Linked DNA regions of Homo sapiens: region 2 is linked to region 1. The links are chromatin contacts, found by Hi-C or POLR2A ChIA-PET in ENCODE. All regions are on one chromosome and are shown on one strand. The core of a region is the stretch at or near the end of the contact, and the rest is flanking DNA. Distances in the headings are between cores, read along the strand shown.

What was found. Hi-C counts contacts between places; a loop is a spot of excess contacts on that map. ChIA-PET counts read pairs that join two places held with the same protein, here RNA polymerase II (POLR2A).
Region 2: a loop to region 1 is called in a map of motor neuron, with 2.8 times the contacts of the local background. The contact joins two enhancer-like sites. A Hi-C loop is called at or near these places in 1 of 168 maps with a recorded cell type or tissue (motor neuron). POLR2A ChIA-PET finds 5 or more read pairs at or near these places in 2 of 52 experiments (A673 and HEK293).

Annotation. Positions count from the first base shown.
Region 1 is chr5:54,544,929-54,551,283 of GRCh38, forward strand. It overlaps SNX18 (sorting nexin 18), which reads left to right. Exons shown (of 2, transcript NM_001102575.2): 2 at 1-1,658. Among named protein-coding and RNA genes, the nearest start is that of SNX18, 30 kb to the left of the region's middle. Within about 2 kb of position 3,148, at least 9 of the 41 ENCODE cell types and tissues checked have a DNase peak (open chromatin) inside an H3K27ac peak, as active enhancers do.
Region 2 is chr5:54,716,563-54,722,917 of GRCh38, forward strand. The region is part of intron 1 of LINC02998 (long intergenic non-protein coding RNA 2998); the gene reads right to left. All of the region lies in intron 2 of LOC105378969 (a long non-coding RNA gene), which reads left to right. Among named protein-coding and RNA genes, the nearest start is that of LINC02998, 25 kb to the right of the region's middle. Within about 2 kb of position 3,554, at least 7 of the 41 ENCODE cell types and tissues checked have a DNase peak (open chromatin) inside an H3K27ac peak, as active enhancers do.

The DNA of each region.
Region 1 (6,355 bases), core at 1,898-4,397:
AACATGGAAGTGAAGAGGTCACTTTGAAATATTGGTGAGTCACAAAGATTAAAGAAAAGGATCAGTTTGCAGATACTCAGAAAAGGTTATTGAAATAATTACTGAACAGCACATTTTCTCTCTAAAAAGTAGTTTCATATGGGTTGTATTTTTAAGATCAGATTATCATTTTGATATTTGGTCAAAATTTTGTACCTTAGGTTACTTAGAGCCAGATTTAACATCATGAACATTATGTGGCTTTGTCTTTACTACAGATATGTGGAACTGTAACCAAATATGTTGTCTCTAAAACTTGTTGATTGCAAAATACAGTTCTATAAACAAAACCCATATGTATATATAAATGTTAATTTTGCGGAAGTCTGGAAATTATAACTATAGCATTTAAGTTTGAGTCTGTATTGGACAAATAAGCACCATGCTTTTCAAATGATTTAAAAATTACTTTTATTTGCCTCTTTATTTTGATGGTGGTTGGATTTTTTTTTTTTTAATAGTAAAATCACTAAACTTGTGCAATGGTAGCATGGAAATTATCTGAGGTATATTGTATGATTGTACTTTAGCCAGGGTGGACATAGCTTAAATTATAAAAACTAAAGATGAAAGTACAAGGAAGTATAAGTTATACTTATGTAAGTATAAATTCATGCTGCCTACTTCTAAGAGAAATTTCATTCTTCATAACCACATAACATTATAATGCCACTGATTCATACGGGATTTACATTAATTCTATGGGGGAGGACACTAGAATTATTAGTGTTCATTTTCATCTAAGATCTTTATTCTCTAACGTTCTTGGTCCTATTGAAACATTGCAGTATGCAAAACTACTGCAATGTTAAACCCAAGAGAAAAGCCATTATCATGTGTATGCTGGTCATCATGATCAGTGTGGTACAATTTTTAAAAATAAACTATCATGCCCTTCATGCCATTATTTGTCTTTATTTCTATGATTTATAATCCTGATATGTGATGTGTTTGTAACACAGGGTGTGCACTTGAGCCTGGTTTTACTGTTTTTATTAGACAGAGTTGTTTATATGCTGTAACTGTAACGCAGCGAGACTGGTTCTACAGCCATGTGTCGTAATCTTGTTCCCCGTCCAAGCTGTTGTATCTGAAGGTACCCAGTTTGCACCCAGGATGAGGGAACGCATTCAAAAGTGAAATGTAAAGCCAGTGCACGAATATTATAGTAATTGAGATTTTCCCAGGCTTCACTGATACAGTTGTTTTGCATTTATTCACAATAATACAGCAGATTCTTAAATGCCGATTTTTAATTGTCTTAAATTTTGCTGCTGTTCTCATAATTAAGGACTTGAAAAATGTTTTAGTCTGTCAAGTATGTAAAGTTTGTGTAAAAACTTTTAAATGTCATTCTTAAGTTCATTGCCATAGCCATTTTCCATTTATGTCTTCATTTTCCAAAAATCAAATGCCATGTCTGATACCTTTAAGTCCATAAGCATTCAATTTTCTCATTTCCACCTTCATCTTTGGTTAACAGAATAAGTAAAACAGGGTATTATTTATTTGTAGTCTAGAAATGTTGAATATTGTTTTATTTCCTTCAAAATGTTATGATTAGTGCAGATCAGCCATGTTTATCTTTTTAAAAAATAAACAGGTTGCTTTATTTCTTAGCTTCAATGGAATATAATTATTTTTTCTCCACTCATCAAGGAGGCATTTATTTAATGTGAAGAATTACACAGAAAAATAGAAGAGCATGTTCTGTCTTGAGCTTCATCTGCAGTTACCATAGAAATTATTCATCAAACACTGTAGCTAATTTGATTAATTTAAAACCATCATCATTCAGATAGTCCCATGGAGTATCTGCTTCCATTAGTGACATCAGGAATTAAGCACATAGCAGTAAGTTGTGAGTGAGAGGTTTTGAAATAATAGCTCCCATGAGTCCAATACCTGAGACAGAAGCAGGTGCTTAAGTAAAGTACTTGACATACTGTCTGTTGGTTGCCATAAATAGGCGAACTCCAACACACATAAGCCAAAATATAATAGCTACGGGACCTGGCATATCTTGCAAGGGGCCAAAGTCCCATTTGGCAAAGCTTGCCCTCTTTGTGGGGCTTTGTAGTCTTGTATCTGCTTATCTTTACAGATTTGTTTTACATATATGTTTTTTCTCCTGGCCTGCCTTTCTTAGCATCTTGTAATGTCTAGAATGGCCTAGCCATCTTTTACTTCACAAATATACTTGGACCAGTGATGGACATCTGGACAAATCACCTACGGTTTGGGGAGGCTGTGAGAAGGAGAGCTACACTTAAAAGTATGCAAGAGAAGAAAGGACCTTTATCTGGTTATCCTCACAATGAACCTATGAGGAAGATAATATCTCTAGTTTATAGATGAGTTAAAGAGATCAGTGAAGTCTAATTTCTTTTGACCAAGATCACACAAACTAAATGATGGAGCTGAGATTCAAATTGGGATCTGGCTCAAGCCTATTATTTTTAAACTAGATTACACTGAATGTGATTTCTCTGCTTTTCAGAAATCCCTAACATCTTCCCAAGTCTCCACTCCTGGAATGATAGAGATTCCATCATTCTTTGGGCACTGGGCACAAAAGTACAAAGGGAACTTCCCAGAATCTGCTGTTTGCACCCATTTCTGCTGGGAAAGGTGAGAGTCTGTGCTGCTATGTCTGGTCTCTCAACAGAAGGTCTGACTGCAGTCTTACGTAGACTGGGAAGCATGCCAGATGTTACCTTCCAGTATTGTTATGAAGAGTGAGAGAAAGGGTCCAAAACTGACTGTTTCCCCTTCTCTCCAACTTTCACCTCCATGCAGTGCCAATAGAAGCACATTCCAGTTGCCATAACAATGGCCTTGGCAGAACCACAAGTCAAAAATTTGAACTCCAGTTGGTCAGAGTCAGGGTTACTCATGAGTACCACTTGGCCACAGGTGGGACTCAGGTGAGAGCAACAGAATTTGCTGAGTAATAAGCTCTGGAGAGTTTGAAGAGTGGTGGGGTAGACTTCTAGGCAGCGTATAGAGGGATGCTGCTGTGCTAGGGCTCCATGGGCAGGAAACCAGAAAAACCCAGCAGTGGAAGCCAGGCCTCTGAGGTGGGGGAAGTTAATCTGGGATTGGCTCATGGCTATAGCCTTTCCAGGGATCACAAGTCCTCCCTACTTGGCCCTGATCCCAGGATGTCTCAATCCTAACATCCCTGTGTCAGAGCTTCTCAAACTGCCTGCCTGTCTTAAAGGCCATTTCAGCTTCATTGAGTGACTTGTACCAGAAGCATGCCAAAGGCAAGACCAATTGTCCATGTGAAGCCACCTGCCAAGGGAGCTTAAAAACAAGGTGTGTGGTATTTTGTTGCTGTGTGTCCCATCAGCCTACCCTGGAATTGATCTCTAAGTCTGAAGTGGCCAGATGCATCAGACCTTATTTTTGCAGTGGTTTAAATTTTCTCTCACTCCAGGAAATGGCTCTCAGGATGGAATTGCTGAGTTGTTGAGCTTCTCTGCAAGCTGACCCAGCATATCAGTGAGAAAGGCAGCAATTTGGAGCCAGAGACCTGGGTCAGATCCTAGTTGCTCCACTCTCTGACCTCAGGCAACTCACTAACCCAGCTCTGACCCTCAGTTTCCTCAATTGTATGATTGACTGACTTAGATTGTATTGAATTATTGAGAGTATTAGATAAACCACCATGTGAAGCCTTAACCATTTTGCAATACTCCCTCCATGACAGACATGGGAGATGATAACAATTTTAGAAGTAGATACTTAATAAATGTTCTATTCCTGAACATCATGTGACCATGGGCTAGTCACTTAACGTGAGTCAGTTTTCTTATCTATAATGGGGTATGCAGTCATCCCTCAGTATCTGCAGGGCATTGGTTCCAGGACACCCTCAATCCCACCCCACTCCCTGCAGATAACAAAATCTGTAGATGCTCAAGTCATAGAATGGCATAATATTTTCATATAACCTATGCACGTTCTCCTGTATACTTCAGATCATCTCTTTATTCCTTGCCATGCCTAATACAATGTCAGGGCTATGTCAATAGTTGTTACACTGTTATATTTTTATTTGTATTTTTTTGTATTGTTATTTCTTATTGTTTGAGGTGGAATATTTTCAATCGTCCATTGGTTGGATCCACAGATGTGGAACCCACAGATACTGAGGGCCAACTATAGAATCCCCTTTGTGGACATATTGTGAGAAATGAATGGCAGGTGGAAAGCCCTGAGCCCAAGGCATTGACAGGAGGGATAGAGTAAAGACCCTCTGTGGTTATGTGAGAAAGGAAGAGCTGCAGTATTTAAATAATAAGAACATTGTGTCACCTGTACTATGGAAAATTAAGGAGTTCACCCTTGGGTCCCAGGTAGGCAGAGGTTCCTGCTTTAGCCCTGGTAACTTCACCTTCTGCCCACTTTGCCCACCTGGGTCACAGGACCAAACCCCATTCCAGCTTCTTGTCTTGCAGAGCCCTGGCACAGCATCCTTCTTACTCTGCCTGGAAACCTACTTCTCCACTGCTTCTCAGACCCACCAGCACCTCCTGTTAGGGTGGGGAGAGGTTCAGCTCTCCAGAGATGGCCCTTTGCAGCAAGGCAAAGGAGCCCTTGGTCTCCAAAAGCTAAGTGCTAATATGTTTAAGAATTTGTCCCGTAGCTCTAACTAGGAAGATCTGAAAAAGACAGCTCAGAACTTGTCTTTATTCACCAAATTAATAGTGGTTTTATTGAATTCTTTTCACATCCTGAAAATATGTACTTGGGACCTAGGACAGAGAGAGGCAGCCTACTCTGTGTTCACGTCCCAACCCTGGCCTCGTGTTACATACAGACATTGTAAGATGATGGTCAATGTGTCACTCTGGGAAGTTGAATTTAGTGCCTCTGAGTGGCTTTTGGGGCAGCCATGCCCTGAATCAAAATATTAGTGTAGACCAAGTTTGATTAGGCAACTTGTTTGTTCCACTTTTGTTCAACCCAGCAGTTTTAAAAGAATGCAGAGTCTTAGTTCAAAATGGTTCCCTTTGCTTGAAAAATCTTAAAAACATTGGAGTGCAGTTCAGGATTTACCAAATTAAGGTTCAGCTTAAAGCTGATGGTGCTTCTGTTGGTGTTTGTTCAGAATCTGTATTTTTAGTCACTTTTTAAAAAATTACTTGGCTCCTGTTTGTGGACCCTTGTAAGCCAACTGAGTTACCCAGATGCTAACTACATATTCACATATGGCTATAACCTCCTGAGAGTGTCAGGTCCATAAGTCTGTGTTCTCTGTATGAAACAAAGGACCTATGGGGAAAGTGGAACCTGTAATTCCAGAGAAAAGGAGCTTTCTTCACAAATGTTGCTTTTTAGTGGCTCCTATCCCAGAATCAATGGAAAGAAAATTGGACCTTTTAGGTATTCATGCTGACAGGTGGTCTCATAACAAATTTCTCAGCTATCCAAAGGATGAAAAACTGTAGGTATCTATCATTTTTAAAAAAAACAAGATGAGGAAGCTCTTCATATACCAATACAGAATTTTCCTAAGAAAATTAAATGAAAAAAAGAGGCAGAGAAATATTTGTACGCTACCCTTTGAGCAAAACAAAGCGAATGTGTTTGCTTATATATGCGGTAGATGATTATTATTATTTTTAGATGGAGTCTTGGTCTGTCGCCCAGGCTGGAGTGCAGTGGTGCGATCTTAGCTTACTGCAATCTCCGCCTCCCGGGTTCAAGTGATTCTCATGCCTTCAGCCTCCCGAGTACCTGGGATTACGGGTGCCCGCCACCATGCCTGGCTAATTTTTGTATTTTTAGTAGAGACGGGGTTTCACCATGTTGGCCAGGCTGGTCTCGAACTCCTGACCTCAGGTGATCCACCTGCGTCGGCCTCCCAAAGTGCTGGGATTACAGGTGTGAGTCACTGCGCCTGGCCTATGTGTAGATTATTTATGAAAGTAAATGCAGCAACTTGGTAGCAAGGCAACATTGTTTGCTTTCAGGAATGGGAATGGGGGGCAGGAGAGAAACTTACTGTATTCCCTATTATCTCTTTTGAATATAAACGATTGAATGTATTTCCTATTTTAAAAATAACGAAATGAATGTTAAATTTGACAAGGGGACTAGCAAAAAAAAAAAAGAAAAAAAAAGATGTCAAAAGGTGGGTGGAGCTGCAGCTCTGTGCCAACCCCTTCGAGACCTGGAAGTGAATTGTACAAGGCACAGGAAGAACTATCTTGTTTGGACAGTGGACTCAATGATCAAGTCAATGTTCATTGTGTTACTTTGCAAAAATTCAACAGCATTGGGAAGCGGACTGCTAAGAGAATGT
Region 2 (6,355 bases), core at 2,304-4,803, 170 kb after region 1:
AAAGAAATCTTGTTTTCATGGATCAAAAGAATATTGTTAAAATATCCATACTACCCAAAGTGATCTACAGATTCAATGACATTTCTATTAAAATTCCAAAGGCATTCTTTATAGAAATAGAAAAAATATTCTAAAATTTATATGAAATCACAAAAACCTCTGAATAGTCCAAGCAATGTTGAGTAAGAAGAGCCAAGTTGGAAGCAACAGCTGTCTAGATTTCAAAATATATTACAAAGCTATAACAATCAAAACAGCATGACACTGGCATAAAACAGACATATAAGCCAATAGAACAGAATAGAGAGCCCAGAAATAAATACACTCATTAACTGATCTTTCACAAAGGTGCCAAGAAAACACAACGGGGAAAAGATTGTCTCTTCAACAAATGGTATTGGGAAAACTGGATATCCACATGCAGAAGAATGAAATTGGACCCTTATCTCACACTATATACAAAAATCAACTCAAAATAAAGACTTAAAAGTAAGATCTAAAATCAGAAAGACTACTAGAATAAAACATAGGGAAAAAGCTTTTTGATCTTTGTTTGGGCAATGATTTTTCTTGGATATAACCCCAAAAAGCACAGGCAACAAAAGCAAAAATAGAAAAATGGGATTCTATCAAACTAAAAAGCCTCTGTACAGCAAAGGAAACAATCAACAAAGTGAAAGGTAACCTACGAAGTGGGAGAAAATATTTGCAAACCACGTATCAGATGAGGGTTTAACATCCAAAATATATAAGGAATTCATAACAACTTAATGGCAAAATCAAACAACCCAATAAAAAATGGGCAAAGGACATAGACATTTATCAGAGAAGATATACAAACGGCTGATAGGTGTATAAAAAGGTGCTCAACATCACTAATAATCAGGAAAATGCAAATTAAAATCACAATATAATATTACCTCTCACCTGTTAGAACGGCTATTATCAAAAAGACAAAAGATAGCATGTGTTGGTGAGGATGTGGTGAAAAGGAAACCCTTGTACACTCTTGGTGGAAATGTAAATTGGTATAGCTATTACGGAAAACAGTATGGAGGTTCCCCAAAAAGTTAAAAATAAAACTACCATATGACTTAGCAGTCTCATTTCTGGGTATATATGCAAAGGAAATGAAATCAGTACCCTGAAGAGATATGAATACTCCAATGTGCAATGAAGCATTATTCACAATACCCAAGATATAGAAACAACCTAAATGTCTACAATAGATAAGTGATTTTTAAAAATGTGGTATATATGTATACATATACAAAACAGAATATCATTCAGCCTAAAAAAAGAAGGAGATCCTGCCGTTTGCAACAACATGGATGAATCTGAAGGATATGATACTAAGTAAAATAAGCCAAACACAGAAGGACAAATATTTCAGGATCTCACTTATATGTAGAATCTAAAATAGTCAAACTCATAGAAGTGGAGAGTAGAATGACGGTTACCAGGGGCTGGCGGGGAGGAAGAAATGTGGAGACATTGATCAAAGGGTATAAAGTTTCAGTTTTGCAAGATGAGTAAGTTCTGGACATCTAACATACGTCAATGTGACTATGGGTAAATTGTGTGAGGTGAAGATACGTTAGTTAGCTTGACTGTGGCTGTCATTTTACAATACATGTGTAAATCAAAACACCAAGTTGTATACCTTAAATGTGTACAAGTTTTAATTATACCTCAATAAATTCTGGCTATCATTCCACAATACATACATATATCAAAACACCAAATTGTACACCTTAAATGTGTTCAATTTTTTTATTGTACCTCAAAAAAGCTAAAAAAAGTCATGAATAAAAAGACTAGAAATTGCCTGGAAACAAAAATGCTTTCAATCTATCAGGGATTCTTAACTTGGGGTCTGTGGCTAGATCTCAGGTTCCAGGAAACTGGATGAGAAAAAAATTTATGTCTCTATTTTTACTAAGCTATAATGAAAATTTAGCCTGTCCCTCTGTCATGAATGTAGGTGTGATAGTTGGCTTCCCATGTGGCTCCAGGGACCCCCCTCCTGATGTTCACACACCCGTGCAGTCCCTCCCTTGGAGCCCCACATTGGTCCTGTGACATACGGCACAGGAGGAGTGATGGCTGTTACTTCCGAGATTAGGTTATGAAAGGGTGCAGCTTCTGACTGGGACTCTTGTTCTTTTTCTCCATCACTCACTCTAAGGGAAGCCAGCTGCCATGTCTTGACATGTGACAAGGAACTAAGGCATCCAGCCAAGAGCCAGTGAGAATGTGAGACCAGCCAACAGCCACATGAGTGAGCTTGGAAGTTGGAAGTCAATCTTCCCGCCTTCAGATGGCTGGAGTCCTGGCCAACAACTTGACTTCAACCTCATGGGAGACTCAGAGGAAAAACGCCCAGCTAAGCCCCTCCTAGATTCCCAACCCTTAGAAACTGAGTGTGATATTTGTTATTTTTGAGTTGCTAAGTTGTGTTATGCAGCAATAAATAACACCATAGGCAGCAAACACTGTAGTATTAGCAGTACCTGTGATTCTATCACTTTATCACTAAAATATTTTGTTTATTGATTTTAATATGACTGGTGTCCTTTATGTCCTTTATAATTCTATGTATGTATTTAAATTTTTGCATTTAAAAACATTCTTCTGAGAGGGGATCCATAGGCTTTACCAGACAGCCAAAGGGCACAAAAAAAGGTTAAGAACCCTGAATTTGCAAGTCATAGTTTCTTCCTGGTGATGTGCAGGGGGACAAAAAACACCTCCCAAAGGTGTAATTAAATTCTGCACAGACCACAGCGGCAGGATCTTCCAGGGGTTGGGGCCAGCTGTCCGCTGTGGGGACAGGGATGAGCTTGGTGGGCTGGGCAGGGCTGTCCTCCTCCACAGGAGGGAGGAGCAGCTTCTGCATCCAGCCTGGACTCCTCCAGCACCAGCAGTGCCTCCTGCCCACACTTTGCACCAAACATAGCTCTCCCTTCCCTTTTCATCCAGTGTCAGAATTGCTCTTTTAATTGGCTGACAACCCTGAAGCCGGGAGAATGCAGAGGAATGCAGTCAATGTGCTGACAGCCCGTGTGAGAGTCAGCACAGAGCACCCGCTGGGCTGAGCAGCAGGAGGTGGGCTCCTTCCCAGGGTAGTCCAGAGAAGGAGCTGAATGTGAAACTCCTGTTTGGCATTTCCTGGCCCAGGACAATGGAGATCATCACACCTCCCCTTGATCCTCAGGAATCTGGATGCTCACTGTCTAGAGGGGACTGGACCCCAGAGGCATCTCCCCAGCCCTTCATGGAAAAGTGACCGGCACCAGTACCTCCATTTCCAAGATAAGAGTTTGTGTCCCTGGTCCTAGAGGTTCCAGGCGGAGCTAGGAAAAAGTTAGAGAATGTTGGCCACCTCCAGTGTCAGTCTCAGCTTACAGATGTGGACACTGAGAGCAAGAAAAGTGAAGTGTCTTCTCAGGGTCACAAAATTCATTTGGCAAGAGTCAAATCAAAACCCTGGTGTCCTGACACACTGTGCCTGTCTTATTGACTGTTATATTTCTAAGCCCTGGCAGAGGGCCCAGCACATAGAATGTTGTTGAAGGCATGAGTAAGCACACCCAATCTGAGTGTTCTTTCTGTCCCATCAAACCTTTCTACACTTTCACACAAGGACATGGAAAAAACAGTGGGCCTGGGTGAATCTCTTCATTTTAATTTTCCTCTTTGTCAAAACGAATGGTAAGTTGTCTCCCCATCTCTACTTCCTCCTTTTTCCACTTCAAAATCTAAAAAATCACCCATATTTTGGCAAGCTGTTAGATTACAAGAGTGAATTTTGTTGTAAATTTGGTAATCCTAGGATCATTACTAGTTTAGCTGTAAAATGAAGAGGTACTCTAAGACTATTATAACAAGACAGGAAAGATAGTGCTGGGGACTCTCTGTGACCCATGATGAGACGGGAAGGATGAAGGAGGGACCCCCCACCTCCTCTGAGGCCAGAGCTGAGTCACAGGTATCTGAAGAATTTGTATCTCCCCTGCCTAGAGCAGCGCCATTCATGCATTACATATAGTAGGTGCTCAATAAAGATTAGTTGACTGCTGATTGACTGACAGAGTAGTGAAAGCACCCTGCGAGCTGACCCTAATGGTGGTCACCACAGCCTCCCATGTCTTCTCCCTGCAGATGAGATAGGCCACCAAGACGTGAAGTCCTAAGGGATCCAAGCCAGAGCCAGATCTCCAATGTGCCCTTCCAGGCTCTAGTAATGAGGATATGAGAAGCCCAGGGTGGCAGAATCCAGGTAGACCTCTGTATTGCACATGTGTGCATATACATGCCTTGCCAATGTGTACCTCTGTAATCAGCTAATAGGAACTGGTAGACATCTATAGAGGACAGCCAGCCAGAACAAAGCCGTGGCATCATGATCCCAAAGCTGAAGGAGTTTATCTTCACCATCTCCATTACTGGTCGTAAGTCTTAAGGAGCCACATGGCCACATTGTGGCTTTCAAAAGCAGTCCCTGGCCTTCAGTTTTTCAATGAAGTATACCTCATAACACACAGACACACACACACACACAAAACATATATATATAACACTTATGTATGAAAAGTATACTCTTTTATCTAGAAATATTCCCAGAAAAATCAAGGAAGAAAAACATCAAACATAAAAAAGTATATTCTATTTTAGTGTGTTTCCTTTTTTCCAGTCTCCTGAAAATCCTTGGATGCAGGCTAAGTTGATGAGTTCATGAGTTGGATACAGTATGTGTTTTGAATTTTTATAAAATCCTTGGAAGATTATACCGGATAAGGCAGTTTTTTTCTTCCTGTGACATATTTGAAATAGAAGGAAAAACAGGAGGCATATGCCCCTGAATAGTTTAAGGTAATGTGGTTTTAGCCATTCAGAGCAATAAATATTTATTGACATCCTACTATATATAAGACATTGAGCAAGTGCCTTACAGAGTCAGAAATGAACATGATACATCCCCGTAGATAAGGATTTGTGCCTCTGGGTACCTATAATCTACTATATACACAACAAATGAAGTGTATACACAAATGATAGAAAATGCATGCAGAAAGTGCTAGATGCAGTAAAAGACTCCAAATAACATATTCTGGAATGACAAAGAGCAATTTTAGGAGAATGAAGGGATTAAAGGGTGAATGAGAGGTGAGACTGAGGAGACATAAGTACAGGAATTTAGAGTTAAGAAGGTGAGGACAATATTGAAGTGAATGGCAGGGCCAAAGAAAAAATTCTCTCCAAAGGGGAAGTATGGAACCCATTTCTACCATCCAATCATGTGCTCTCTCTCTCTCTTTCTCCCTCTAGGTTGCAGAATCAAATGTACAAAGCTAAAGGTTAGCATGCCAAAGACCATTTTTTTATTCTCAGAGACCTGAGAAAGGAAGGTTAAAGGGTCCTATGACCAAATTATTTTTCACCTTAAAATCTCTGTCTTTACTTTCCCTAAGTGGTTTTCCATGTCCCTGTCTCCTTAGCAATAATGACCAACGTCAAGATGAAATAAGATGAGAGAAAGTATCTGAGTGCTGTGTTTTGTCTTTCAACCAGGCACCTAAATATATCCACAAATCAATTCTACTCAAAAGGGCGGCTGCCTGGAAGGCACTGGCGTAGGCCTTGATCTCTCAACCCCCTTCTTTCAAATGGCTCTCTGACCTTTTAGAGTTTGCATTTTTTTCTTGGCCAATTTTCTTCAGTAATATTCTTCCTGTTTTCTTTCTAGCCATGATGTTTTATCTAGCCTACCTCTAAATATTATTTCCTCTCTAGCCACACATTAGCTTATTTTAACTACTTATTCTTTCCTGACTATCACCTTTCTACAAACTTCCCACGTCTCTTTGGCACTTTTCCAGCCATTTTCCATCTTACCTCGTATTTTGTGCAGAGTTCATACAAATGTATATATATTATACATATAACTCATTCCCATGGGCAAGCTTCACAGGAAGCATCTTACAAGGCACCATTCATCACATCCCACACTATACCCTGGCCCCAAAAGCTTGTTTAAAGCTCTTCCTCTGATAGCAGATTCTATGTAAGGCAGGCAGAGCAGCATGCTGAGAAGGGACTCTAACTCCCCCTTTCCCTCTCATTTGTCAAGTGAGATCATGTATATGAAAAGGCTTTGAAATTCATTTTATATTATATTATATTATATTTATTTTGAGACAGGGTCTCACTCTGTTGCCCAGGAGCACAGTGGCATGATCATGGCCCAGTGCAGCCTCAAGCTCCCAGGCTCAAGCAATTCTCCTGCCTCAGCCACTCAAGCAGCTGGGATTACAGGCACATTCCACCATGCTCAGCTATTTTTTTTGTCTTT